7 separate regions of the Homo sapiens genome follow, and all the other regions are linked to region 5. Evidence: chromatin loops called from intact Hi-C (ENCODE). Cell type or tissue: PC-3. All regions are shown on one strand. Links, peaks and the distances in the headings refer to the core of each region. The heading gives the core; the rest is flanking DNA.

Evidence for each region. Peaks named below come from ENCODE experiments on the same cell type or tissue, not always from the same donor. Only the 100,000 strongest peaks of a DNase experiment are listed, where the experiment ranks them.
Region 1: it touches region 5 in a loop (5-fold over the local background); 5 of 110 quality-filtered maps call a loop at or near these places.
Region 2: it touches region 5 in a loop (14-fold over the local background); 14 of 110 quality-filtered maps call a loop at or near these places.
Region 3: it touches region 5 in a loop (18-fold over the local background); 4 of 110 quality-filtered maps call a loop at or near these places.
Region 4: a loop joins it to region 5, with 6 times the contacts of the local background. A loop is called at or near these places in 7 of 110 quality-filtered maps.
Region 6: it touches region 5 in a loop (23-fold over the local background); 22 of 110 quality-filtered maps call a loop at or near these places.
Region 7: a loop joins it to region 5, with 9 times the contacts of the local background. A loop is called at or near these places in 6 of 110 quality-filtered maps.

The regions. Positions count from the first base shown.
Region 1 is chr2:194,817,261-194,821,653 of GRCh38, reverse strand. All of the region lies in intron 3 of LOC105376755 (a long non-coding RNA gene), which reads left to right. Among named protein-coding and RNA genes, the nearest start is that of LINC01790, 89 kb to the right of the region's middle. In PC-3, for the core only: a CTCF peak has its summit at 2,076; no DNase peak of the experiment used is centred there.
Region 2 is chr2:195,935,992-195,939,991 of GRCh38, reverse strand. DNAH7 (dynein axonemal heavy chain 7) reads left to right here. Exons shown (of 65, transcript NM_018897.3): 20 at 3,200-3,393. Among named protein-coding and RNA genes, the nearest start is that of DNAH7, 130 kb to the left of the region's middle. In PC-3, for the core only: CTCF peaks have their summits at 1,323 and 1,525 (motif pointing right); a DNase peak (open chromatin) is centred at 1,561.
Region 3 is chr2:193,964,991-193,969,383 of GRCh38, reverse strand. No RefSeq gene overlaps it. Among named protein-coding and RNA genes, the nearest start is that of LINC01821, 380 kb to the left of the region's middle. RefSeq lists an enhancer at 3,652-4,173. In PC-3, for the core only: no CTCF peak of the experiment used is centred there; a DNase peak (open chromatin) is centred at 2,593.
Region 4 is chr2:194,865,817-194,870,209 of GRCh38, reverse strand. The region is part of intron 3 of LOC105376755 (a long non-coding RNA gene); the gene reads left to right. Among named protein-coding and RNA genes, the nearest start is that of LINC01790, 140 kb to the right of the region's middle. In PC-3, for the core only: a CTCF peak has its summit at 2,664 (motif pointing right); no DNase peak of the experiment used is centred there.
Region 5 is chr2:195,315,956-195,320,348 of GRCh38, reverse strand. The region is part of intron 1 of LOC105376755 (a long non-coding RNA gene); the gene reads left to right. Among named protein-coding and RNA genes, the nearest start is that of LINC01825, 210 kb to the left of the region's middle. In PC-3, for the core only: CTCF peaks have their summits at 1,481 and 1,681 (motif pointing right); DNase peaks (open chromatin) are centred at 348, 1,078 and 1,698; H3K27ac peaks cover 1,350 bases.
Region 6 is chr2:194,164,562-194,168,954 of GRCh38, reverse strand. No RefSeq gene overlaps it. Among named protein-coding and RNA genes, the nearest start is that of LINC01821, 180 kb to the left of the region's middle. In PC-3, for the core only: CTCF peaks have their summits at 1,745 and 1,946 (motif pointing left); no DNase peak of the experiment used is centred there.
Region 7 is chr2:193,693,495-193,697,887 of GRCh38, reverse strand. No RefSeq gene overlaps it. Among named protein-coding and RNA genes, the nearest start is that of LINC01821, 650 kb to the left of the region's middle. In PC-3, for the core only: a CTCF peak has its summit at 2,320 (motif pointing left); no DNase peak of the experiment used is centred there.

The DNA of each region.
Region 1 (4,393 bases), core at 235-4,234, 500 kb after region 5:
CATGGTGATGGGCACCTGTAATCCCAGCTACTCGGGATGCTGAGGCAGGAGAATCGCTTGAGCCTGGGAGGTGGAGGTTGCAGTGAGCCGAGACCGGGCCACTGCACTCCAGCCTGGGCAGCAGAGCGAGATTCCATATCAAAACAAACAAACAAAAAAATCCGTTACATTTCATCTTTGTGCATTTGAAAGACATCATCTCAACTTCAGCATTAAAAATTGACATTTGCTCAAAGAATATTATATGGTTGCTCTGAAATGCTTTGATTTTTAAAGTTTGTAACAAATATGCAATGCTTCCCTTATTTAATTATGAACAAAGATCATAGTCCTCTCCCAGATTCAGCTTGTGTGACAAAAAATACATTCTCATATCTTACTGAAAATATTGACTGTCTTGTGTTTTATTTTATATTTTATGGTAGTTGATGGATTTTTTGATTTAGGAGAAACACCCTGTCTAAATAGCTACTTTTCTCACTTTTAAGCATTATCAACATCTAAGTAGGCTTTTAAATTGTAGTTAAGTAATTTATTTCACAGTCCCACAACATTGGGAAAAACAGTAATTTTTTTCACAATCTCACAAAACCAATTTCACAAAAAAGAGAAACCCACTATTTCTTCTCGTAATTGTTCCTCTTGATTATAGAAGTATAGGGCAGAGACCTTCCTTTAATATTGTTTTGTAGAAATATGTTCTCATACAGAAGGTAACTTGTAAATTGTATGTCTTGGTTATGAGAGATAAAAATGAAACTAGATACTTCTGAATATAATTCCATTTGGTTGTAGAATTTCTCAAGTATTATTCAGGTCACATGCACATCTGTCCATTATGACAAAGATATAATCAATTTGTAGGGTCTTCAATTTATTTACTTATAAAAAAGAATTTACCGTAAGCCTATTAGTTGAGTTTGTCATGTGTCTGATTTGGAAAGAATTAGAGAAATGGCTGGAATTCGAATCCCTGGACATCAGCTTTCCTTAGAAATTGCGTGCTCATAGCCAACTCCTTGACTTTCTGGAAGGAGATAATCATCCATTTACAGAGGAAAAGTACAATGAACACTGATTATTAAATAAAGATTGTATCCCTAAAACCTAACTTTATATACAACCTATGCTTCTTATAAGCTTGCATATATATATATATATGTACACACACACACACATACACACACAAACACACACATATACATACACAAGGTAAGCCTAGGCACCCATTTTTTTCTTGGATTTTTGAAGGATTAATTATAATTTTTAAAAAGAACGTCTATTAACCTGTGGACTTTAGCCTAATAGCATATCTGTTGCTTCTGCTTTTATAGGGTAAAATTATTGAAGACATGTAGGACCATAAATGAAAATGTATCATTAAAGGGACTGACAAAAGTAGAAACACTTACTTAAGGAGTTAAACAGAATTTCAAGAAGTGACTTTTGTAATTGTACTTCTCTAGTTGGTTTTCTATGTTTAGCCATAATACCTGTGTTTCATTTATTATCTTACATCATCTATGTTTATAGTAAGACTGATCTTTATATTATCTGTCTTTATCACTTCTTACCTATGAGGACATGAACTGTGTTGGTCCTTTGTAAATATTAGTGAAAGACCTGAAGCCATTTCTTAATACATTAAATCAGTCTGTTCTATTTCCTTTCTTTCCTGCATGTGTTTAAATATATTCTTCTATGTTTTTCTTAGTATAGAATATGTGCATTAAATTAGTAAGGATGTAATTGCTTAAGTTTTCTGAAAATGTTATTCTTATTACATTTAGAAAGCAATGTAATGTAAAGTCATTAAATAAATTCTATGTATGTTCTGTTTCCTGGTCACATTTGCTTTTAGGTCTTTAAAAAAAACCTCTTAACTATTTGATGAGAGATTTACATTATAAACTGAATTCAATTCTGGAACTACTACAGAACACTTTGTGATGGAATATTGCCAATATAGTATCCACATTTGTTGACACAATATAGACAGCAAAGAAGGAAAAAAAAAAGAATCAAAAACAATTATTGTTAATCCTATAGTTTTGGTATGAAGTCTTTAGGTGGCACTGTGGTTCCAGCAGTAAATCATTTAACATCAAAGAGCCTTCTATTAGGACTATGATTAAACAACTCTGCCACTGATTTTGTATTTAATTTTTATAATTATGCCTTATATTTATAGGGCTTATCCTAATTTATAGAATGTTTTTCTCATATGTTACTTCATATTATTTGTAAAACCAGGAGCAAAGCAAAATACCCCTTTTATTCCTCTTTGACAGATGACAAAAAGAAAAGATTCAGGGGAATGAAGCCATTTTTACAGGCCCTATCATGTTCTGTAGTATATTTTGAAAAAGAATTTTTAACATTTCTTCCCGGTCTATCTCCACCTCACTGTCATAAGTTTTCTCAGGTCTTCCCATCTCTAACATGATTGACACTAACTTCAGTGACAGTGAACACCTGAAGGTATTAGACATGGCGCAATCACTTGGATGATGTTTCTGTTGAACAAAGGGTAGTAAAGGTGTCAATATGCTGTGGTTCTTTTAATTTCTTTATGTCTTTATTCTCTTATGAATCTCTCTTCTTATCTACATAGGACATAAAACTTGAATAAGCATTACAGTAATTAATGAACATGGGGCATAAAATTTAGAACTATATGCTAGGTAAGATTTTTTACATAGACCAAAGGAAAAACACCTAAGGATATAAGCCCTTTCTATAGTAGTCTTCTAAAAATATATCCTCTTATATGTCCTCAGTTTCTAAATTTAATACCCTATTAAGAGTTTTTGCCTATCTGTAAAAATTGTCTTCTTCCTTAAACTTTGAATGTACAATCTCCAGCCAACTTTTCAGAAAACCTAACTACTTATGTAGTTTGTATGGGTCCCAAATTCATCCCCAGCAATCTATTTTTCCACATTTGACATATCCAAGCAACAAAATATATCCAGAGTTCCAGCAAGAAATTCTGGGTGGCCCACAGAGCAGTTCATTAGACATTCCCAGGGCTAGACATTCCCAGGTCTATGATCTTTCTTCTGCAAAACATTCCCAAGTCTATGCTCTTTGTTACTTCATTGGAATAGTTGCAGTCATATAAATATGACTCTCTGTTTCTCAGTTAATAACTTAAATAAGACACAAACTTACATTTTTCTGCCCCAACATACACATTTATTTCTTCCAGGACAATAACAGATATTAATTCTGAGACACAGTTCCATCCAAGCTTTCTAAGAATGAGGGGACTATTCTCCTAATTGCCCCATGGTTTGCCAGGCTACAGGTCTTCTATGGAATTAGTGTTTCACATTATTAAGTAGGGAATCATCTACTTTCAAACTTTGCTCCTTTGCAGAGAATAAGATTTGATTTCATGCTTATCCATATGTTCTTAATAACTGCTTCCTTGACTTGTAAGATAAGACTAAGTTTTCCTGTTTACTCAGATTCTTCTAAAAGTCTCTTCTCCAGTTTGGAGAAAGGAAGAAAGTACATTGTTCCATTTATAGTTAACTAGTAGATTGATTGCAAATATCCATTTTGGAAAAGAGAGACAATGCCATTTTTTTAATGTTGCTTTATAGCTCCTCACTTGATTCTTACCTTTTCTCTGCACCTATGCTATGTGATATAAAGATTTGCTCTAAAATGTAGATTGCTTATCAATAAATGTTAAAGGAAGAGCAGAGCCTTTAATCATGAAGAATTCAGGGTTGGGGCAAAAGTAGAGCTAGAGAGATGGAAATTTGTGCCTGGTTAACTGGTACCAAGTAACATATTAATTTTGCAAAACCCATCAGATGTCAAAAGATATGATTGAGTGACCTCTAATTTCTCTATGCCTTGTGTTTAATTTTCTTAATGTTCTTAATCTCATGTTTAAGTCTAAGTTATATTTATGCACTCTAATATCCAGAATTTTATCTTTCTTTTTCCTCCAAAATTACTCCAAGGTAATTTTTAGCATCTTACATTGAGAGAGTCTTACTTGTCTAGTGTTAAAGGAAAACATTTACTTGTATTCAAATTATTTTTTGGATGTATGTAACTCAAACAAAGCTTGTACTAACAAGGTAAAAATATCTTTAGGTTTCACCAGTCTTATTCTTGAAATTCTTATGAGCGTATATGTATATTTCTTGGAAAGTGAGCAATTAATAGATGTGGGCATAAAGAATCATTAAAACAATCTAACAAAAAGGAATGTAAGCAAAGAAATAAGAACCCACAAAATAACTGTTTTATGATAGAGGGATATCCATTTTATACATAAAAAGCCTTCTTTTCAATAAGGAAGTCAACTGCTTCCACGGTTTTCATCACATTTTCTACATGCTTACATCTCTAAAAAAAATTCACAATGTAA
Region 2 (4,000 bases), core at 1-4,000, 620 kb before region 5:
GTGGTAGCTTGAGGGGAATAGCATTGAATCTATAAATTACTTTGGGCAGTATGGCCAGTTTCATGATATTGATCCTTCCTATCCATGAGCATGGAATTTTTTTCCATTTGTTTGTGTTCTCTCTTATTTCTTTGAGCAGTGACAAAACCGTATTTTCTATGAAACTTCCTAGTAGCAGAAATGAGAAAGCTCTCTATATACTCAATGTTTCGGGCCCCTGATATCACATTCATTTGGTTTAGAAATGTAAACCTAGTAGATCATCACTAGAGCTGATGAGATTGGTGGGTGGTTGTGAAGTAAAAGAAGACACTTAAAAATTGTCAGTCAGTGTTCTTTTAACCAAAAAAATGACAATTAATAATTCAATTCTTCCCCTTTAGGAGACAGAAAGTAATTAAAGTGTCAAAGAAGTCATACTAAGATTCAAATTTCTAGTAGCTTCCTGTTACAACATCTTATTGCTATGTTCTGAGGACATAGCTATGAAGTACCAGCCTTCTGTGACATGGAGGCTTGTACATTCCTTGAGTTTCCCTGTATGAGCCCAAGTGCAGTTCATCCTGCATTTGCTGAAGCACTCAACATGGAATGGTGACTCTGTACCAGGATTTGATGGCGATTCTTAGAGGAATTTAAAGTCAGTGTTATTTTACTATGATAAATACCTTTCTTGAAGGATGGAAGATTATAAAATGTTCATTTTAACTCCATAAAACATGGAGTGATGTAAATGCTTCATTTTCCCCTTTCCCCAGAGTCAATCCTTCCCCACCTGCACTCTTTCTAACAGACAATTTTGGGGTGAGGAGAAGGAAAGGGGGAGTAAAAGGGTCGCTTCAAGTGTCTGTGTGTTTTAGACACCATATTAGTCACTTCAAATACATTATCTAATTTAGTCCTCATACCGATTTTGAGAGAGGGCTTTTATCCCCATTTTCAAGATAATAAAAAAGGGACTCAGATTAAGCAGATGATCTAAGGTCGCACAGGTAGTGGGGAATAGAGTGTGGACAGACACCAAGTCTGTTCAACTTGGGCCCCTTTCTTTATCTGATACAGTCTTTATTATGTTTGTCTTCTCACTGGGAGAGAGTAAAGGTAGTTGAGTTGCCAGTCATAAGATGATTACTTTTATTTTAAAATCTTAAATCCATATACAAAGATACATAGATTATTGCCTGTGTTCATTTAAAAGTAGCATATTTGGTTCAGAGTTATTAAGCTAATCTGGTTAAATAGGTTTGACCCTGGAAATTCAATAATAAAAAAAGTTTACCTGAATGCTCTTTCCATGGTTTGTTGTTGTTTGTTTGTTATTTTGGCAATTATAATATTTAGCAAATGGAATATACTGGTTTAAATAACTGAGTTTTTAGCTTTCAAATCTTAGATTAAGAATGGAAACATTGCAATAATTTTTTTGGTTGAGAATAACAAATACTGTTCATGTGTGAAAGGAGTTTTTTACATTTATTAGCCACAATTCAGCTTTTTTCCCCAAACAAATACAGGCATACTTTTCCAGAAGGTGGCACTCTAAGAACATTATTTTGATATTTGGATTTAGGCGAACATGATGGCCTGAGTCTGTTATGCTGTGTGTGTTTGTGTGTGTGTGTGTGTGTGTGTGTGTGTGTGTGTGTGAATGTCTATTTGAAACATAAAACAAGAAGCATAATAAAATTCCTTTTAAAAATTATGCACCTTTAAAGATAAATTGATCTAATTATATTATATGATTTATATATTCATGTTTTATTGAGGAAACAAGTAATGATAATTATTTTCTTTGATTAAATTGCTGTTTCCAAATTGCATTGTTGTAATCCAAAAAAAGCAAAAATTGTATCTTTCCTTTTCAGACACATTCAAAGTATGTTCACAAAAACATACTTTAGAGACTCCTGCAATTGAATAAAATTCCTATAGGAAAAAATTTACTGGTTACATTTTTGGTTATCTCTCAGTCATGGCTAAATACCAAAAATATCTAATTAGTTAATCTTGAAATTTAGTATTTAGTTTTTAACAATATTCTCTTGATTTAATTTCATATAAATTTCCTAAAATGCCCTGTTACATTAATAAATGTCTGGTGTATTTTCATGAGGTGTGCTACTTGGCGATTGAAATCTCTGTTGTGTTAGCACCTTTTTTGTTTTTTCAACACCTTCAAGCTTATTAAGTAAAGAACTTTCCTTACATTGTCAATGATGTCAGTGGTGAACACTGACTTTGGAATTATAAGACCAAGAATAGACCCAGATGACATCAACCATGTGTTAAAGAAAAAAAAGTAAAAAGAATTCTATTTCAACTATATCTAGGCTGTATTTTTATATGTATTTCTAAAGATTTTCATAAACTTGGTGGTTACTGTATAGATATTTTGAGAAATCAATAAACTCTATTTACTTTTTTTAAAAAATATGAGTTCTTTAAGATCAGCTTTTGGTTATAATTCTTATTTTGAATACACAGGATAAAAGAAAGCTCTTTTAAAAATATTTGATTGTGTTTGAATCACTTTAAAGCAAACAGCTCACAGTGACACTTTCAAGTGAGAATGTTCACCATGCCTTAAAGGTGGAACAGTCTGTCTCTAGAGAGTTCAGGAAGAGCACACCTTGAACTTCAGTCCTTCAGCAAGAAGTGTTATAAAGTAGTTTCAAGGGTCATTGTTTACAATGTAAGATCTTCTTAGAAAGCTTTCTTCCTCATTTCCTCAACCCTTACTTTTTTCTCTGTAGTTATAAAACAGGGATTCTGTTATGTTATTATTATTCATAACAATAAAATTCAAAATAATAATTATAATGATGACTTATTGTTTAGAATTCTTTTCCTCAAAGAATAAAATACAAAAGAAAATATCTCATACCAGTTTGTTTCCACTGTCCTTCTTGTGAGTTCAGGCAGTGTTCTCTCTCTCTCATTTTCTGTTTCTTACACTTCTCAACTTAGAATGAGAATCGTTATGAACAGGGCTGAGGATTAAATCAATGTGACTTTTACAGAATCAGAGAGGCCAAGTAGACCTAGAATATGCAAGACTACTTTTAAAAAACAAATACTCCCCTTAAAATTTACATAACCTTTGTTTGATTACAAACATATAATCTCAAATATAATATGAATATAAATAGAGTTAGTATCTAATATTTTTGAATTGAGTGTTTTTTATTTTTATTTTTAGGATAAACATGTTCTGACAGTTGTAACCATTGACAGAATGCTGGAAAGGCTGAAAAAATCTAATGAACTTTTGGAGCTCATTCTTAAAGGACTTAATGAATATTTGGAAAAGAAACGCCTCTTTTTCCCCAGATTCTTTTTTTTGTCCAATGATGAACTTCTTGAGATACTATCTGAGACTAAAGATCCCACTAGGTAAGTAATTTACATGTAGAATACATGACTAAATTTATCTGCTTAAACTTAATTTTTAGAACAAAGTAGAACATAAATATATATAATCATGTTTATATAATATTTTTTCTACAAGAATGTTCCAAGTATTATATAATCAACTTTGGATAATTATTAAAAATGTAACTAGTATCACTGAATGAACCGTGGAATCGTTTTCTTTTTTTGTTTGTTTTTTTGTTTTTGAGATGGAGTTTCACTCTTGTTTCCCAGGCTGGAGTGCAATGGCGCGACCTTGGCTCACTGCAACCTCCGCCTCCCAGGTTCAAGTGATTCTTCTGCCTCAGCTTCCCGAGTAGCTGGGATTACAGGCGTGCGCCACCATGCCCAGCTAATTTTGGTATTTTTAGTAGGGACAGGGTTTCACCATGTTGGCCAGGCTGGTCTTGAACTCCTGATCTCAAGTGATCCACCTGCCTCGGCCTCCCAAAGTGCTGGGATTACAGGCGTGAGCCACCGTGCCTGGCCAGATTTCTTAACTTATCACATCTTACAGATTTTTCAGAACACAGCTCTTTCACAGCACATTCAGAATAAAAGCCACTGCTCTCATGATGGTTTGCAATGC
Region 3 (4,393 bases), core at 126-4,125, 1.4 Mb after region 5:
TACTGCAAGTGGTGATTGCAGTCCTTGTAAGTGGAGTTGGGGGAGGGATTGTAGAAAAAATGTTTGAAGCCACAATAGTTGAATGCATTCCAAGTTTGACAATAGCTGTAAACTTAAAGACCTAAGAAGTTCAATAAACCCCAACACAAGAAACATGAAAAAAATACAAAGCACATCATCATTGAATTGTTTAAAAACAGAGATAGAGATAAAATTAAAAGCAGCCATACATTTTCTGTATAGACCAGATGGGATAGACTTGTCTCCTTAGGTTCCTCCCTACTACATTCAACTATAAGCCTTGAAAATAATGCAAGAGATAACCAGAGAAATTCTGAAAGGCGATAAGAGGAAGGTGAAGATTAGAGGGGCCAGGAACAACATTTTGGCAAGTTTTTTTTTTTTAAATCACACAATTACATTCCATATAAAGTTGAGAATATTTGATAATTTTTTAGTGTTCATTAAAACAAAAAGATAGCATCGTCATTACAAATAATTCTAATAGCAAAAAAAAAGAGAAAAAAGATAAAGGAGAAAAAGCATGGCGAGAATCTTGGGAAATCAATGATCTTTAATCTTTGCATGTTAGATGTAACATATATAAAGGACTTAAATGTTAGAAGAATTACTATCAACTGTTCATGCCAGCATTTGTTTCACTTTATGTGGGGCTAGTCTCACTGATTTTCATTATATGAATCAGTTCTTCACATACCAGCAGCAGATAAGACAGAGAGCACAATCACCTTATTCTCTGTATAGATGGAAACCATACCACAGTGGAATAAGCTTATTGTTTGGTTAGCATATGTTTGTGTGCCATGTTTACATAAGAAAAGATGCACTTAGATGAGGAAAACAAATATAAATGCATTTTTTTGTTGAAAATCATTTTTGGTATGTGATAGATTGCTAACGAGTGTCAATCTACACATGATTATATGACAGATATAAATCCGCAGTAAAAAACATGTCACTTGATTTGACTTAGTGCTAAAAAAAAAATGTAGACATTGTGACCACTACTAGAATAGTTTCCAGAAATGGAGAGTGAGTTCTGGCCTACCTTTATATACAGAAGTCTTCTGTCTTCTAAGGGAAAGATAATAAAATGAAAATGGTAGTACAAAGCATGTCTAAGATTACAAGTAGTCTTGTCAAAAACCTCCTGATGACACCATGGTGAGGCTTAATATATTTTTATGTTTCTTTTTTTTCAAATACAATGCCTAGCACCACGACCGATGTTCTTGAGAATTTTAATTAATGACTAGGAAAACATATAAATGAAAGTATTGGTAAAGAAGTTAACTAAAAATATATAGTGCTGAATCCAATTACAAAATTTAAATTGTGAACTCATAATTTACAAATAAATTCATAAGTGAATTTATTTTATTGAGATTCTACCTGCTATTTATATATAGGAAATCTTTATATATATTCATGTGTATACACACACACACACACACATATACATGTTTTCAGTTTCATACAAATATACATATATATAGCAAATATTATTCTCCCAACTGACTTGATCTAGTTACATTTATCAAAAGTGCATAATTCCTCCAATACTCTACAGTTTCTTCTTTGGTATAAATAATGTGTTACTTTCTGTACTTTTATGTACAATTTTCTATCTCTTCACAAATACTTTTAGTAACTAAGTAATGCCTTAATTACTACAGTTTTAGTAGGTCAACATATTTTATAATGTAAATTCTCCAGTCTGGTTTTATAAATTCAGGATTACCTGGGGTTTTCTTGATTTTTTTATATGTTCATTATAGCATATACTAGGATTGGTAATACACTGATGAGATTTTGAGTGAAATTATGTTGGAAATGCAGATCAATTTTGAGAGAATATTCTAATGAACATCTCTTAGTAATGCAATCCATTCACTTAAGACTTACTATATTCAGTAAAGTTTTATAGATTTTCATATCATTGTCAGATTTATTTCTAAATCTGAAGCTGATTTGTATAGTACCAAAAAGGATATCCTTTAATTTTATTTTATAATCTCTGTTCTAATAAATATTTTAAATTTTTACTTGCATTCAGAATTCTTGCTGAATTCATTTATTAATTCTAATATTTGATTCTTTGGGCTTTCTATCTGCACATCAAGTTTTCTGCAAATAATCTCAGCTATATTTCTTCCTTCTCAAATGATTTTGTCAGTTCTTGTTTTCAAATTGTGTGAAAATTCCAATGTCATATTGAATAAAAATAATAATGAACAGCTTTTTTCATGCCATACTTCAAATAGGAGAACATCAATAGTTCATGATTAATTAAGACATTTGCTACAGAAATTTGTAGCTATTCTTTATCAGATTAAGGACACTTTTTTTCATATGATGCTAAAAATTTCAAATTACAGTAGTCCTTTCTTATTAGCAATTTTGCTTTCCATGGTATCAGTTACATGTAATCAACTGAGATCTGAAAAAATTAATGGAAAATTTCTGAAATAAACAATTAATAAGTTTTAAATTGCAAGCCATTCTGAGTAGTATGATGAAATCTCAGGCAGTCCTGCTCTGTCTGGCTCAGCATGTGAGTCAGCCCTTTGTCTAGTGTATCCAAGCTGTAAACACTCCCCACAGGTTAGCCACTGAGTAGCCAGCTCAGTTACCAGATCAACTGTATTTTTTTTTAGTGCTTTTGTTCAAGTAACCTTTATTTTACTTAGTAATGACCCCACAGAGCAAGAATAGTGATGCTGACAATTTAGATATGCCAAAGAGTTAGCCATAAAGTGCTTCCTAGAGAGGACAAGGTGAAATTTTTGACTTAGTAAAAACATAAATAAATAAATGTATGCTGAGGCTGCTAAGATCTATGGTTAGAATGAATCTTCTATCCATAAAATTGTGAAGAAGAAAAAAGAAATTTTTACGTATATAGGATTCAGTTCTATCCGTGGTTTCAGGCATCCACTGGGGATCTTGGAAAGTATCCTCTGTGAATAAATGGGGACTCCTACATATAACTAGGGGCATTAAATTTCAAATTAGGTTAAATAATGTTACCTCTGCTGTACCTGAATCATTTCCAAGGAAATATGCAGGCACAGATCATTTGAAGAGAATGTTTCCAGATAAACAACTTCTATGTCTTCTTTTCCCTAAAGTGAATGCCTAATCTATATTTTTAAATGCACACATAGAGTTCTACATGCATACATAAATACATAAATGCATATATGCATGCCTACCTACACATAAACACATACATACATATATATGTACCTATCCACATATATACATAAAAATATTTCTCACCCATCTAGAATGTAAATAGATGCAAAGAAAAAAGACATTTAAATTTTGATGTCTCAAAGAAGAACAGACCACTGGGGTCGACTAGAAGGTGAAGGGTAGGAGGAGACAGAGGAGCAGAAAATATAACTATTGGGTGTTGGGTTTAATACTTGGGTTATGAAATAACCTGTACAACAAACCCCCATGACGCTAGTTTACCTATGTGGCAACCTTCACGTGTACACCCGAATCTAAAATAAAAGTTAAAACAAATGGTGTCCAAGAGGTCTCCTTTAATAAAGGCATTTCCCTGCCTAATACGTTTTCTGAATTAAGGTGAAGCTTGACTTTTTGAGTGATGTGTCTGTGTTCATGTTTTTATACTCTCAGTTACATCGTAGACTAGTGTGTATTAGTCCGTTCTCATGCTGCTAGTAAAGATATAATCGAGACAGTGAATTAATAGAAAAAAAAAAGAGGTTTAATTGATCCACAGTTCAGCATGGCTGAGGAGGCCTCAGGAAACTTACAATCATGGCAAAAGACACCTCTTTACAAAAGACACCTCTTTACAGGGCGGCAGGAAAAAGAATGCCTGCCAGCAGGGGAAATGCCAGATGCTTACAAAGCCATCAGGTCTCATGAAAATTCACTATCACAAGAACAGCATGGGGAAAACAGCCCCCATGATTCAATTACCTCCCACCTAGTCCCTTCTGTGACATGTGGGGATTACGGGGATTACAATTCAAGATGAGATTTGGGTGAGGACACAGCCAAACCATATCAATTAGGGTAAGAGCAATAGTAATTTTTGCTTAAGAACCGTGCCTCCACTATCTATCAAATATTGCAAAGAATTCATGGCTCCCCAGAAGGAGTCCCAAGGGAGCAAAGCAAATATAGCCTCATTAAATAATACTGAAAGGGACAGGACTTTATCTTATCCAGGTATGAAACTCAGGGCAAGGTTACATGCCTCCTGTATGTATAGTAATTTATCTCTCTAGTTTATTGTCTAATCGTCTGTATTGGTTTGTTGGGTCAGCTTTTACAAAATAACAAACTGGTTGGCTTCAGAGAACAAATTTATTATCTCACAGTTTGGGGG
Region 4 (4,393 bases), core at 316-4,315, 450 kb after region 5:
AAGCACCTAACTGCTTTTCTAAGCCAGTGTATGGAAAAATCTTACCTAACAGTCTATGTGGACTGTGCGTTCATTTATTAATAGGAATCTGATTCTAAGTGAATGATTATAATTCAATTATACTTGTAATTCAATTTAATGATTTTCATTGAATTTCTTATTTTTCCATTTCTGATTGATCTAGCACTATCATCCATGTTTATGCATATTATTTAAAATTGTGCTCTGTATTTTATATAATTTACACATTAATCTCATTTTATATTGTTCCATAACCCCAAATGTGACAGACTTTGGATAGTATGTTTTCCTTTTGATAAATGTGCCCATACTGCTTGACTTGTGCAAATGTAAGCCGAGTTTTTCATAACCAGTTTCTAGGATTTAATTACCATATTTCTACCTTTTAAATTGTCCACTGATTGCAAGATACATCAATGAGTTAAATGCCACTGCCCTGAAACCTGACATGGTAAAACTTTTAGTGTTCATGTCCGATGTGTCTCACCACTAAAGACTCAGTGTGCTACACAAAATCCTGATTATTGCATAAGTCCTTCTTTGTATTGAAGATGCCTACATTTCGTGAATTTGTTAACAAAGAGCAGTGCTGTTTTGGGTACCCAATTAAGTAGTTAACTATAAAATTCATCCTTTGGTTTCAGGTCAATAAAATACAGCTTTGAATAGACTTCATTTCTATTTATGTTATACAAACATAAAGGAAACATTTGGAGGAAGATAAAAAAAAATTCCTGGCACTTTCAGATTCAGTAATATGAAAATGTACATTTAACTGCTTTCTACTTTCTATGTTTTGTGCCTGTCAATAGAACATGCGATCCGTGTTTTTAAAGAATGTGTATTTGAGCCTCTGTTTTTTATTCTTTTGTGCTTGTAACTATAAGCAGGGTAGGACTCTTCTTTTGCTTTGAACCGTGTTCAGTCCAGAAAAACAATTAAAAACACACGCAATATCCATTAATGGGGCTTTCCTATAGATACCTATTCACTTTTTAAAATTTAAAAAATATTCCCTCATTTGTATTCCTTCTCCATAGAAAAACCTTCATATATACATATTATGCTTTTATTATCCAATCTGTGCTTAGTTTCTGTTTATGGCTCAGGTTGGTAGGGTAACTGCAAACTAGTGTCAAAACTAGCAGAAACATATAGTTTGCTGTAAATCTAAACTCTTACTCCCATTGCCTTATTTTTATAATTTGTATATGTTTAAGAACAACTACAACAGTATTAGTGCAAACACTTCAAGGTTATTACGGCTCAAGAACAAAGATGAAATAATGAAAGCATAATTATTACAATACACTGATATGAATCCAATGCTATTGCTCTTTAGAATTAAGTTTATTATAAAATAGTCAATGTCTGAAATATGTGTTGTAAAACAGAATACCTAAGACTTCTTGTAGCCATTTTGTAGACATAAAGACAGAGAAAAGACTGTTAAAAGAAAAAAAAAGCAGGAGAAAGAAAAGGAAAAGGAGTAGAAGAAAAAGTGATATATTGTAAAAATGCTAATGGAATATTGGTTTTATTAATTGGCAATTACAGGGCCTTACAATGTCTAATAGTTACTAGAACTGAGATGATATATTATTTTGTTGGTCTTGTTTCTTTGCTAGATAATGAGTTATGTGGATGAAAAAGAGCAGAAAGTATTAATAGTCTCTTTTAACATATTTTAACATTGTTAATTATTTGCAAAACAATTTTTAAGACTTTACTAATTATTTCATTAAAAAGTAGATTGCCCTGGCAATGTTTCTTATAGCCCTGATATTTATATAAAGTAATATTTTCTATGGAAATTGTAATTCCTTATGACCTTTTGGGAAAAAATTATATTTCTGTCATCTTAAAAAGTTATGTCACTTACTTGACTCAAGATGACTTAATTGTATAAAAGGAACGTTATTGATTACATGTTAATCAAGATGGATAGAGTCTCCAGTTGGGATATATTGTATTCTCTAGTAGCAGTGTGTTTTATGTGTCATGATTCTAAAAGAAAGTTATGGAGGATAAAGGGTTGCTATAAGGCTGGAGGTTAAGTAGCTGTTTTATGCCCTGCTAAATTCTCATGATATGGTTGCAATCAAATTCTATTTCTCATTCTAGAGAGGGTGAGACTTAATAACATTTATTACTGTGTTCTTTATATAAGTCTACACCTCATGGAAAGTAAAAGAGTTGAAATAAGTTTACCAAACTCAATTTGACCTTTTTTTTTTTTTTTTTTTTTTTTTTTTTTTTTTTTTTTTGAGATGAAGTCTTGCTCTTGTCCCCCAGGCTGGAGTGCAATGGTGCGATCTCAGCTCACTGCAACCTCTGCCTTCTGGGTTCAAGCGATTCTCCTGCCTCAGCTTCCCAAGTAACTGGGATTACAGGCACCTGCCACCACGGCCAGCTAATTTTTGTATTTTTATTTTTTTTATTTTTAGTAGAGACGGGGTTTCACCATGTTGGCCAGGCTGGTCTCAAACTCCTGACCTCAGGTGATCTGCCTGCCTTGGTGGGTGGAGAATGGATAAACTCCACAAAGTGCTGGGATTACAGGAGTGAGCCACTGCACCTGGCCTTGACCCTTATTTTTAAAGGTGGTTATCAGTGAGAGCTTTTTACTGCCACTAGGGGGCAATTTTATATTAGACATTTTATATTCTCTACTCCTAATAAAGAAACCTCATATATGTCACCCTGAATTTCGAAGGTGTAGAATCTGATGTCTGATATCAGTGTCAGCCTTAAATACATCTCAGTATTAGGCAAGCTTTTAGAGCCAACAAAATAAGAAAGTTGGAACATCAATTGGAACATTCTGGGAGGTTGTTTTTAGAGGCAATAAGAGGAAGATCATTTTGTCATGGAGAGGAGACTTAATACAGGCAAAGCCTTTTGAGGATGACTCTGTTTGAATTACTTTGAACCGTGTTTTAATTTTAGAAGCCCATAATATGGAGTCAGAAAAAGTTCTTAAGGGTATTTTTATGGTAATGTTTTTTCTTATATAAGTGATAGCACTAGCTGATCTACTTGTTTGATTCTAACACATTTCTTTATGAAACTGTTTTTTGAACAAGAACAATACCTCAGCCAACTCCATGCAATTTTTACAAAGAAAAGAAAAGGGAGTTTTACAATTTTAAGCACTGTTTTATTATGAATCAGGTACTTTCAAAATCCCATGGAGTGTATTCTACCTGCATCTGTATTTACTTGGCATTTACTAACAGGAGGCCTGTGGTGTCTTTCTTACATTGAAACCCCAGCTTCTCAAGGTCATTGTTTATCTTGGCTAAGCCTTCAAAAGAACTTTCCTCTTTAATATCATAGTTTCTTACCACTGTTATCAAGATCTCACTACCAATCGCCTAATCCTTCATTTCATGGCAACACAGATTTGCTTGTATGGAAATAAAAGGCTTTCCTTTTAGAAAAGTAAAAAGAAGAAGAAAGATTCACATGCAAATGTAAACACACGTGTATAAGTACATACACATTCACACATGTCAAAAGGAAGGTATGTTACATATAAATTCTCTATGTTCACTTATAGCACAATAAAATATTTCTAGCCAATTTTTTTTGATTCTTAGTGACAAGGCAACTTCAAATCTACTCTTTTTAATTACTTTTGTTATAATTATTTTTTATGCAGTCCATAAATTTGCTTTCTCTTAACACCAAAACAATTGTCTGTGAATCTAGTGTAGTCTGACAGTTTTTATCTTGATGTATATGACAAAGTAAAATTACCAATAAAATGATTTCAACTTTCTGGTAATTTATTTTTATTTACATGTTATCAATTACAAAAAATAGATTGATAGTTTAATTATAGGTACATTTTGATAGATTAATAGATTGCTCATTATGGGTAATATGTATGGAAAGCACAAGTTATGATTCATTTGAATTACTTAATAAAAACTTTGAAATTAAAATGTTCTTCCATTGGATATGTATTTAAGACACTCGGAATAATGTTGTTTGTGTGGAAAGCAATCTGGGAAATCTTTGATTGGGACTTGCTTATTAATTTATTGGGAAGTGATTGTCATAGACTGTAGGAGGTTGAGGGATATGTTAGTTACTCCTGTTGCAGCACAGTCACTTGTAGATAGATCTGTGTGACCTAATTTGTCTTTCCAAATAAAATGTTTACCAAAAAATAAAGAACAAGGCATATATATATATATAATACTGGTTATCAATTTAATATATTTCCTTTCTTTCTTTTTTTTTTTTTTTTAGATGGAGTCTCGCTCTGTCACCCAGGCTGGAGTGCAGCAGCGCAATCTCGGCTCACTGCAACCTCCGCCTCCTGCGTTCAAGCAGTTCTCCTGTCTCAGCCTCCTTAGTAGCT
Region 5 (4,393 bases), core at 65-4,064:
TATTTCCCCTCAATGTGGAGCTGGGATTAAATGTCAGCATTGCTGGGATTATGCAATACATACTAAAAAAAATTACCCTTTTGCCCCTGATCTGATATTCTTGAAATATCTGGACAGAAACAACATTTTGTATAATAAAAAAAGTTTTGTCTGGAAACTGCAGGTTTCCATACCAGTAGTCACTATGTAGCTAATAAGATTTGGAAATTGGATTCTTATTAATACAGTTATGCTCCACATAATGACATTTCAGTCAACAATAGACCACATATCTGTTGGTGGTCCTACAGATTATAATGGAGCTGAAAAATTCCTATCACCTAGTCATGTCATAGGCATCATAATGTCATGGTGAAATGCATTACTCACATGTTTGCGGTAATGGTGGTATAAACAAATTTACTGTGCTGCCAGTCATATAAAATATAGCATATAGAATTGTGTATAGTACATAATACTTGACAATGTTAGTAAGCAACTATGTTACTGGTTTATGTATTTACTGTACTATACTTTTATTGTTAGAGTGTACTCCTTCTACTTATAAAAAATTTAACTGTAAAACAGCCTCAGACAGGTTCTTCAGGAAGTATTCCAGAGGAAGGCACTGTTATCATAGGAGATGATATAACAGCTCCATGCCTGCTATTGCTCCTGAAGACCTTCCACTGGGACAAGACATGGAGGGGAAAGACAGTGATGTTCATGATCCTTAGGTTAATATGTGTGTTTGTGTCTTAATTTTTAACAGAAATTTTTACAAAGTAAGTAAAAATAAAAACTTTTAAAAATAGAAAAAGCTTATAGAATAAGAATATAAAGAAAAAATACTTTTGTGTAGCTATACAATATGTGTGTAAGCTAAGTGTTATTACAAGAGTCAAAAAGTAAAAAAAAAATTGAAAAGTTTGTAAACAGTTCCAGTAAGCCAAGGTTAATTTATTATTGAAGAAAGAAAGAATTTAAAATAAATTTAGTGTAGCCTAAGCATACAGTGTTTCTAAAGCCTGTAGTTGTGTACACGAATGTCCTAGGGCTCACATTCCATTACTAACACATTCCGTTCCTCACTAACCATTCACTCATTGACTCACGCAGGGCACCTCCCAATCCTGCAAACTCCATTCATGGTAAGTGCCCTATAGAGGTGTGCTTTATAAAAAAACCTTTTATACTTTATTTTCTGTACCTTTACTGTTTAGATATTTTTAAATACAGAAGCACTTACCATTGTGTTACAATTGCCTTCTGTACAGTAACATACTGTTCAGGTTTGTAGCTTAGGAGCAATAGGCTATACCACATGGCCTAGGTGTGTAGCATACTATAGTATCCAGGTTTGTATAAATACACGCTATGATGTTCCCACAAAGATAAAATTGCTTAATGATGAATTTCTCAGAATGTATCCCCATTGTTAAGCAATGCATGACTGTCCTTTTTACAAATACTGCAGATAGAACTTTCATGTTTAAAAAATGTATCATAGCAAATTTGCTCATCAATCTAGCAAAATGTGCTTTTTTACTGAGATATAACTTGAACATTGAAATTAAATGTTTTAAATCATGTGAGTAATCCTGTCTCTCTTAAGAATGTCAGCACAATTAACAAAGGTAAAGTATATTTTTTCTGAAGGAAAATAGAATTGATTTATGAATATCATGCTGCCGCTTGGTGGCACTCTTTACTCATTTAAAGCAACTGTGACACCCAGAGAAAAAATGTGTTGGTAATAAAGCAAAGTGACAATCCAGGGAGAATTTCAATAGTCTAATTTTAGACATAGCATTCAGGTGTTTTGGTATTCTGATAGCTTGGATCAGGTGGTTTCTAGAGCTTGCCAGTGCACTGGAGGTCTAAGGGATGTCACTCAGGTTATGAAATGTATCAGGTTTGCATATAATGATATTTTTACTCTCCAAAATTTGGCATATTCGATTTACCTCTTTGATTTTCTTTTGTCTCCATTTTGGAGGACATGGTTTTTAAAGCCTGACGAGTGTATAGAGAGAAAATACATAATGAGTTATTTTCCATAACTTGGAAATAAGAAATAACTTGGATCAGTAAAAATTCTACAAAGTAATCTATAACAACCTTTTGATTGCTAGGTGGCTGAGCCTTATTTACAAATGAGATTTAGAAAAAGGTAAGGAACAGCTGTCATGAGCCAATTTATTCATTGAAGAGCATTTTTTAGGAAGTACAAATTGGGGTAAATGCACACATATAATGCCGAGTGGAGCAGGGTTGTTAAATCAGTCTGAATGCAAAATGTTAATAATGGCATCCTGGCCAACTGTCACTTTTTCACATGACCAGCCACCATTCCAAAGGTTTAATTTGACATCAATCATTTTAATAGAACATTAGAAAAGAAATTATATTAGAATATTGTCAGTGGGATATATGGGACTAGAATTTCCAACTCAGTCTATCTTGTTCTTGCTATGTATAAAAATACTCAATACTAACCATTTTTCAGCATTTGGAGTAGGAGGTAGAAAACATTAAAGACCCATGCCTATCTTCATTACAATCACAGAGTCTGGGCAACAGTCCCAGCCTCCAGCATAAAGAAGCTCCCAGAGTGTAGCGCATTAGTGAGTATAGTTCACCTTTATCAGCTGTGGCATCAATCACATTCTGATTAGTTATATTGGGTCCCCACCTAAGCCACTCAATTATGAAAATCTGTCCAAGGCAGAACTAGCACGCCATTGCATTTGAAATCCACTCAGACAATCACATCGATGCTAAGATTCTATGTCTCTCATTTTAGCAGACAAATTTCATTGAGAAGCAGCCACATATGTTTTGGACATGGTTTCTCCAAGTATACTCTGAGAACAAATGTGTTTCCAAAATACCCAGATGATGGTTAAAATGCAGATTTCTTGGCCCTTCTAAAGAATGGGAGTTAGCATAGAGCATCACCATTTTCAGGAAACTCTCTGAGTGATTCTCATGCTTACTACAGTTTGAGAACTACTGTTTGGTGAGGAACAACTCCTGTGACTATGTAAACATCAGACATAATTTCTTGACCATGCAGTATGTGTTTGCCACTGTTCATCTTAACAGTGAGTATGTTTCTAATTTTAGTAACTCTTTCAAGTTCTTTGGAACAAGGGTCTTGGATTTAAAACTATGGTGTATATCAAATATCACAGAACTAGAGTAGCTTAGAATTAAACTACGGAGGAATATTCTGATTGAATTTTTGATTTACCAGAAGTATACTGTTTTCACAAAATATCCAGGGATAATCGTTAGAGATGGTGCTTTCCCAGGAAAACTAACATTTGTTGATTATCTACTCTGCGGCAGATTCTTTATATTGCAATATTCCAATTACTCCAAAATGGTCTTATTTGATTTCCTGTTTATCTATTACATGAAATGATGTGAACATGTCATCATTTGAAGCTGGTAAAGGTTAATAGGGATTTCTTGCTCACTGTTAATCAGGTTCTCTCAGGGACATTTGAGTTATTATTGTTAAGATACACTTTGAAGGCTCTTAAGGATCTCTGCACCATTTTTAGCTGTCTTTTTTTATTTTGAAAATCTTGTATCATATGTATTTTTAGATACTTTTACAGTCCTTGCTTTTATCTTATCTTTCATTCTGAGCTCACAGTAACTTATGGCTTTGAGCCAAAATGTTCAATCATATACTTCCTTTTTAGAGTTTCTACCATGATATTTCTCAGCTAGTGTAGAAGTTTATGTCACTTAATGGGCATGCTTTGTATGCTGAATATGCTCAAATAGTCAAAAGGCACACATAATTGTGAATAGCAGAATCCAATTTTAAGTCTTATTTCATATTCCTATATTTCTAGGAGGATATCTTACTGCAATGTGACGTTTAACAAGAATAATTATCCCTTCAACTTCTGGATCACCGTGAGGGTTCATAATAAAACTCCTGGCTCCCCAGAAAGGCAACTGGGAAATCACGCAAATCAGACTTAAAGGCTCCTATTTGATTCTTACAAGAAATTAATTCCACAAGCACCATTGTATAGTGTGAGCAGAAAGAGCATTTCTAGGTTCCATCAACATTCTGTTCTGTACCCTCAACCTATTGACATGAAAGCCATGTTTCTAATAATTGAGACTGTTTGCTTCTATCATCTTTCTTTGAGACTTGCATACTGATGGTAGTTGGGAAATAATAGCTTCCATTATTTCAACTCTTGCCTGCTAATGAGAATCTGAAAATGATTTGAGACTAATTCCAACAAGGTCTCTCAAAATTATCTACTCTGGTGGCTGTAGTAAATAGTAAATATAATCTATTAATTGTTGAATTTCAGAATTGAAATGGGCTGTAGCAATCATGTTGCTTAAATCTTTTATTTTACAGAAAAGGAAACAGGTG
Region 6 (4,393 bases), core at 133-4,132, 1.2 Mb after region 5:
CTAAAGTAAATAAGAAAATGGAGATTGAAGTCTAAATTTGGAAAGGAACCTGTTTAAAGTTTAGTTAGCTGAGGCGAACCTTAAAGCCCTCTTTGGTTAGAGCTTATGAAAACTTGATAAAACCAAAAATTGAAAAACAACCATTAATTGAAAAGTGTAGATAGTTAAAATAAGAACTAAAATATTTAAAAAGTAGTTCATTTTGCAGTGGGTGATGGAGCGTGATATATATGTGTGTGTGTATATATATATATATATATATACTGAGTATATATATATATACTCAGTATATATACATATATACTGAGTATATATATTCTCAGAATATATTCTGAGAATATATATATATATTCTGAGTATATATATATATTCTGAGTATATATATATATATTCTGAGTATATATATATATATATATATGTATATATTCTCAGACACAGTGTTGACAGAAAAAGCATTAATAATGAAATTGAAGATAACCTGTTTGTATGACCTAGTGAAAAGAATTTTTACCCAAACCAAAAACTAGGTGAACTCCACTAAGCTTTAATTATAAAATGGCTTTTTAAAAAAACTGTCAAAGTATATACAAATTAAAATAAATATATTTTAAAAAATATTTTAGGAACAAAACAATCTACTCATTGAATACCAAATTTATACAATGGCAGAAGTGGCTAAGCTGTCATTAAGAAGTGTCATTAAGTAAATAATATAAAATCTTCAGTATTTTAATAGAAAGATCAAGAAAACTAATATAGGCTAACATCAAACATATTTGAATGTAAATATATCTCCTATCTTCTCAACACAATGAATTTCTAGTAACTATTGTCTAAGGATAATCACCCTCAAGAGAATTGAGCCTACACTTGTTATTTATTTCTTCTGAAAATCACAATAATTGAATAATCTAGAAAATATATGGAAATGGAAGTATATTTATGTCACAGCACAGCCTGAGGTGCTATGTTAATAGCAAATATTCCCTGTACCTGGTGAGATTATATAAGGTGTAAAGAGCCTATGAATAATAGTAAGAAAACACCTAGGACTTCTGAATCAAAGGCCTGCATTATAGTCGACATTGAAATAGCTTTACCTGAATAATTATTCTGCATCTCTCTTGATAATGATAATAAAAACTAGCAACTGTTGTGCAATGCATTATTTTAATCCTTAGCAAATAGTATTTAAAACTGTTTAAATGCTGTGGAGAATACAAAGCTTAAAACAAAGTCCCTAACCTTTGAATATTTTTTAAATGAAGAGATAAGACATACAATCATTAAAAAATAATATAACATGGAATGGGTGATTGCATGTCAAAAATTTTCTAGTTTTTAAAATTCCACAAAACCTGATGAAGAAGGTCAACTTCTATCTTATCTTTGTAAATTTATCTAACACAGCAGAAAATAATAAATACGTTTTCTGATCTCAATGTGTGTGTGTTATATATATATATGTGTGTGCATATATATATATGCACACATGTTCCTTTATAATGCACCAAACCATTGTGACCTAAAATTAGAAGATGATTATTGAGCTCTTGTAAAATGTAAATTAAAATTTCCAGATAAGTTAACACACATATACACACATATATGAACAGGCATATGTATGTGCATATATATGAATACATCACATATTTTATATATATATATGTGACATTTGTGTGATTTATTTCTCTACCAATTAGATCAATACATTCTTTTTTAATTGTATTTTTGCTGCTAGTTTACATTTAAAATCATGTGCACGTTATTTTCACAATTTTTAAAAATAATTGTTATTGTGGTAAAATATATGTCTTAGCCAACTCAGGCTGCCATAACAAAATACCATAGACTGAGTAAGTTAAACAACTGTCCTATATTTTTCACAGTTTTGGAGCCTGGAAAATCCAAGATCAAGGTGCCAGTATGGTTGGTTTCAATAAGGGCTCTCTTCCTGGCTTGCAGATGGCCACCTTCTGGCTATGTACTCACATTGCACTTCCTTGGTATATATGAACAGTGAGAGAAGAAACTCTAGTATACCTTTCTCTTTTTCTAAATTGATCATTGTCATTGTACTTATTTATTCGGTATAATTTGATGTTTGGATACACACATATATATAATATTATATATATATATATATATATATATATATATATATATATATAAAATTATCCAATAAGGGTGGTTAGTAACCCATCACCTCATACATTTATCATTTCTTTCTGGGGATATTCTTTTAACTATTTGTAATAATCACTGCTTTACTGTTAGCTATAGTCATCCTAGATAAATACATTTTTAAAATTAATGTATGGCTTAACGTATGTTTCTTTGGAAATTTTAATTTATGTTTTACACTGTAAGAGCTCAATAATTGTCTTCTAATTTTAGGTCATAATGGTTCAGTGGATTATGAAGGAACATGGTGAATTTAGGCAGCTGCCAAAGGGAGTCAGTTGTTTATATGCCAATGTGTCCTACCTACTAATTTTTCTTTTGCAGAATTCACTGTGGTCTATGTGTGGTCCACAGGTTTTTAGGTCAAGAAACTTAAAATGTACTAAGTAGATAAAGTGTGTTTCTGTGTATGTGTGTCTGTGTGTGTGTGTGTTGTGTTGTATGTGTCCCTTTCAGTGGCATATATAGAAGATTCAATGCAGGTGTTATTAACTCTCCTCTATCTCTAGACAACAAAATTATTTTCAGAAAAATCCTACAATAATAGGTAATGAACATTTTTAATCATTATTTTTAAAGCCATTATTAAAGAATAATAGAGTTCATTTTTAAAATTATGATTCAATATTCATGTACAGACTAAAATTTACACATACCAAAAACTAACTTTATAGTTGATGTTCTATTTCACAGTCTCAAATTTTAAACACAAAAACTTCAATTGACCACATACTATGACAGCATTTTCGAAACTCATGCTCTATGCTTCATATTTATAATCAGACCTTTCATTATTTATTCTGAAATTACTGCTTAACTTCAGGAATTTGAAGAGACACAGGGTCTTGGACACCATATGCTTACAAATTATCAACCACTTTGAGTTTAATATCAAAACACATATATATTGCTGAGTTTATATGTGTTGTGGTAAGCTATATACTTGAGAGTTCTTAGAATTAAGTTTCATGTAGAATAAAATATATGTGAAATGACATCATGAAATGTACCAATTTGGCACTTGTGCATGTATTCACAAAAAATAACAGCAGCCACAAAGATTGTTTAGAATTTAGAAAAATGAAATATATTTTAGAGAAGTGTTCTATGACATTGTTTAGAATTGTTGACCCATAATCAGAATAAAATGATAATAAAATGCAGGCCATCTTTTGATGAGTTTATCATGATTTAAAAATATATAAACTATATAACTCATTTTTCTTTCTCTCTGGACACAATGCTTCCATGTAATTACATTATTTTGTTTGGGGATTTTTACGTGGTTCAAAATTATTGTTTCATATATTAATCTTTTGTCTTAGTCCCACAGTTGCCCAGTTAAGGTTTGTGGGACATTAATCTACCATTGAGAGAGCAATATTTTTCACCTTATATTGATATTATTCAAAAGAACCCTCATTGTATGTCCTTAAGTACCATCAATGGAAATATTATCATAATATAAATGCATCATGTTTAGTGGATGCACTGAAATGGTCTTTTGTTTAGTGTATTTTTAATTTTGTATTTTAACATCCTTTGCCTGAAAATTTTTCTTAATTCAGTCCAGAAAGGCACAAAAATGGACATATTGCTACAAAGGATGAGCAAATAGGTGCCAAGAGATTTTACATCAAAAGTGGTGAGAAGGCAAAAACAACAAAAACAAAAATAATATATGTTTCTGAATCAAAAATTTTACTCTTCAGAGAATTTAAAATTTAGAAATAGAAAAACCCATGAGGGATGCAATAGAAAATGCCCCATGATTGGAACAAATTGAAAGTGTATATGATGTTTTAAGAAATTTTATGTTGAGCTGTGTCTTGACTATGGAGTCAGGACAACATTGCTCTATGGTTGTTGGACTTAGCCAATTCCTTAAATACCTTTCTTTCTCTCTCATAAATTCTGTTTTTCTGAATAACTCTAACTAATAAAATAGCCTTAGAAAATAAGGGAAAATAATAAAACATTCAATGATCTGCTGCTTTCTCTTATTGTTATGCTGAGATCTTCAAGAAAAACACTGAATCAAATTTGGCCTCTTTAAAATATATATTAACTAAGCCAATAAAATGAGTGTTTCTCTGAAAGATCCCTTTGAGGCTTAACTTATCTATTTTTTGTCTCCCTACACCTCCAACCCACACCCCAACCACAGATATTACTGGAAAGAACTGTCCCTCAATTCACTTGAAGGGCT
Region 7 (4,393 bases), core at 146-4,145, 1.6 Mb after region 5:
CACCAAATATTTCAAATGGCCTATCTGAAGATATATAGTCACATGCTATGTAAATTAAAATTGAAATTAAGTGGAGGCTACTATCATTAAATTAAATGGAGGGTATTATAGTGAAGATAACAACATTTAAGATGAGTATCAGCTATGAAGTTTGCACCCATTAAATGACACCAAGTTCTTCATCGGTGTAACAACAGACTAATGAAAAGAAAGCAGGGGGATTGAGAAGCACAGCAGTGCCAATGAGTCACTGGGTAGGGAACTTTATATAGGTCATTCTAAATATGGAAACAAAATATTAAAATATTTGCCATCCCTGATTTTAATACATAATATATATTTTATATGTGTATATATATTATATAGGTATAATAAAATATGGTGGTTCTAGGAAAACAATATATAAAATAAATTCTAGTATATATAATAAGATGTATACTATATATAAAATATATACTGTATGATAAGATATATACTATATATAATATGTACTGTATGATAATAAGATATATATTATATATAATATATACTGTATAGTAAGATATATACTATATAATAATAAGATATATACTATATATAATAAAAAGATATATGAAAAAGGAGTATCACAAGCCAATGAGGAAAGTTGGAATGATTATTTATCAAATAATATGATGATGTTTCACTAAATTTGAAGAAAAGTGAACTAACTTTGTGCACTAATACAGGAATTCCCAAAGGAAAAAATATAGAAGTCACTGAATTAAGGTAGTAAAAAGTGCTTCTTTGAGCTCATAAGTACAGTACAAACCTGCTATAAGTTAATTTGATGAAAAAGTATGTTAAATAACAGCTAACACATCTAAAGGGTCATAAAAGCTCCAAAAGAGGCATTCTAATTCAATTTCTTCCCATACAGCTCCAAACAAGTAGGACTGTAGTAATCAGAATACTATTAGATTTTCCATATAAGTAATATCACTGAAAAATCAGAATTTGAATCACCTGACAAAGATTTGCATACCAGAGCTTCTTTTTACATTAAAAAAGTATAACTTGAATGTTATCAACCCTTCACATATATTATTTACATACTCCTTTCTTAGCAGTAGTTTTCTGGAAAGGATTAGCAAAAAAGTTTCAGGTTAGAGTTAGGATCATCAGTCCAAACATTTAAGAAGTTTCATCACAAAGCATATTTGTTTCAAGTGAGTTATTTAGGTCTTGGACTTCTACAGCTGCTATGGGCTTTTATTTGCATTTATTCATAAAATAGTTGCTTTCCAAGCATCTATCTTCAGGAAACCTAAACTGTGCAGAACTGAGGATTTCCCTCAGAAGATCTTCCTGTGGGCTGCAGCATCAGCTCCTACCAGAGTTTCCAGCCTGTCCTTTCTCATAGCCTGATCTATGAATTTCAGACTTGCCTAGCCAGCCTCCAACTCATGTAAGTCAATTCCTTGCAATAAGTCTCTCTCTCTCTCTGTTTTTTCTCTCTCTATGTTTCTCTCTCTCTATATATATATATAAATATATGTATACATATAAATATATATAAACATATATACATATAAATACATATATTTTTTCTTTAAATTTTCCTGCTGGTTCTATTTCCCTGATGAATCCCTGGCTACTTGGCTACTGATACAGGCCTACAGGCTTTTATATCTTTATGATATAATATATAGATAGATATACACACATGTATATACAAATGTAATGTGTATATACTACAAGCGTACATGTATATTTCCTTTTTGCCTCCTTCAGAATTTTTGAGAATAAATTTTACTTAAATTTGAAAACACAATTGTCAAATAGCAAATGAAAATGTATTGAAATATTTGTGTTCATTTAATTCAATAGATAAAATGGACAATATATATTGTTTCTCAAATATTTTGCTAAATACATTGTTCATTCTTGAAATTGAAAAGACTACCATCCCCATGGCAAAGAGTATTAATTAGTAGCAATAGCACTTTTTAGAAACAAAATGGTATTTCTTTATGAATTCTACCATAAATTTCTTTATGAATTCTACCATGTTAGCTAATTGTTAACATTAAAACTGAATATGTTAATAAATTGAAAAGGTATCAAATTATATTTTATTTAGAAATACTTATTGCCTGTAACAATTAAAATATAACAATAATTTATTTATAATAATAGAACAAATTAATTGAAAGTAATTAAGTTATATCCCTGTGTAAAAGATAAAGAGAATTATCTGGTATAAAGTGATTGCAATAAGTCATAATCAGACTGTGTGGGAACAGTGTACACTAAAGTCAGTGGGCATTACAATATGATGTTACCATTAAAGAGTGCTCTCTGGTGGCAAGCGCCACACTTACAGTCTTCTGAGCCAAAATAAGCACAAGAGACATAACAAATTCTTGTTTCCATGTTGCTAAAACTGAGCAAGCTTACAGTGAGAGCCAGAAAAATATAGTTGCAGTATAATTTCAGTTGTTATACATGTTTGTATAGTAATTTTAAAATATTTTGTTAATATTTCATAAGATATTGTAGCTATCAATAATATTTACAAAAAAAAGCACAAGCAGAAAGGATTGAAGCAAGGGGTGCATGCTACATTTTGATTGAGTAAGAATACCATCTTCTATCATCCATGCTAGCACAGTGAAGCTTCACCACAACTTTTCTCAGAGAATTTAAGCTCAGAAAAGCACATGCCTCCTCTTCATGGATTTATTGAGCAAAGAAAGACTATTTTCCAATAGAGTTGAGGTTAGGCTGAACTATCAGTCAACCATGAGATAAAATCTAATAGCTATGCAGTGAAAAGCCCTCTATCCAGACCTTTCTCCTAGTGTCACTGACCTGCTCTTGAGCTTGGAACGTCTATTTTGCAGTATATTCTACTTTGAGAGATAAAGAAGCCCTCCTCTAAAATGCCAAGTCCCACTGGAAATTTTAGTTTATTCATTCATAATTTATTCTCTCAAGAATTTACATATTTGAAGGAGAATTAACATTGATTTGCTAATGGACAAACGTGAAAATGCCAGGGCTTAAAAGATAAAAATATTCAAGATTGATAATAAAAAAAAACTAAATGGTACATTTTGAGTAAGAAGAAATCAGAAGTAAATATAAATAAAAGACAAGAGATGAGAGCCGGTCTCCCTTTCCCTTTTCCTCCCTTTTTCCCTCACTCCTTCTCATCTATGCTTAACAGGGCACATATCTTCCACCTTTTTTCTCAGTGAAGTGATTATGACAAAGAAATGGACCTGAAGTTTTATTTTTAAAAGATTTTGGGGAGTTACTCAAAAGAGAGTGACAGTAATGCATCATTTTCCCAATGCCTGTATTTTCAGATGTTCTGGATAATTTTACTCCTTGTTCCCATGCCAACTGTGATCCACAGTTACGATTCCTTCCTTCTGTCTAGTTTTTGGAGATGGATTGAATTTTCATCATGGGCTCATAGTGGTCACTGAAGAATTCAGTGTTTGGGAAGAGACCACATTTAAAAGGGAGCCTTCACATTCCATATAATAATGATTACTGACCCTTCATGTTACACTTACTATTGGCATGACCCTCTTTTAAGAATGTTTCTCCATCTCATTTACTTCTCCTCACCAGAATTCTATACATAGGTAATAATTTTGTCCACGGATGGAAAGCAAAAGAAAAAAGAGATACGACAACATACCTATGGTTATATAGCAAGAAAGTGAAAGTGCTGCTTGAACCAAAGTGGTCCATGATCTAAACCGCTGTATTGTCCTACCTCTGTGAAATCTATACAATTGAGAAAAACAAAGAAACTGGCTACATCCACCAGTGAGGGAGGCGATTGATGCATATTCTATTATAGCCACAGAAAAGCAACCTCTCATTTTCTTTGTTTGCTTCATTACTGAGGCACAAAGCTGGTCTTATGATTACCATTGTGTTAAACAAACAAACAAATGAACAAAAAGACACCGAAAGCCCCTGAGGATGTTGATACTGCACTAAGCTGGCAGCTGGAGCTTATCTTTACTGACAGGCAGGTGAACTACACATGTTATAACTAGTGCTTTCTTTGTTTTAAAGTATCACACTTCCTTCTACTTAAGGTAGTTATAAATCTGATGTTTGTGTTTATTATACACATAAAATAGAGAAATCAATCAACATTAGTCTGAATTGAAAAGTATAGGTCAAATATGATCAGAATTAAAACCATTAGCTAGAGAGAGGAGAGAAGATGAGGAGGCTGTTGTATGGAACAATGTACCATAATGAGTCACAAATAATATCAATGTTTTACCTCAATCACAAAACATGAGCAAGGTCTATATGAAGAATTGTACACCTTGAGATGAAGTAAATTGTCACGTCGTTGGCCCTGTCAGAAACCACGGAGAAGAGCATGGAAGCAGAGTTT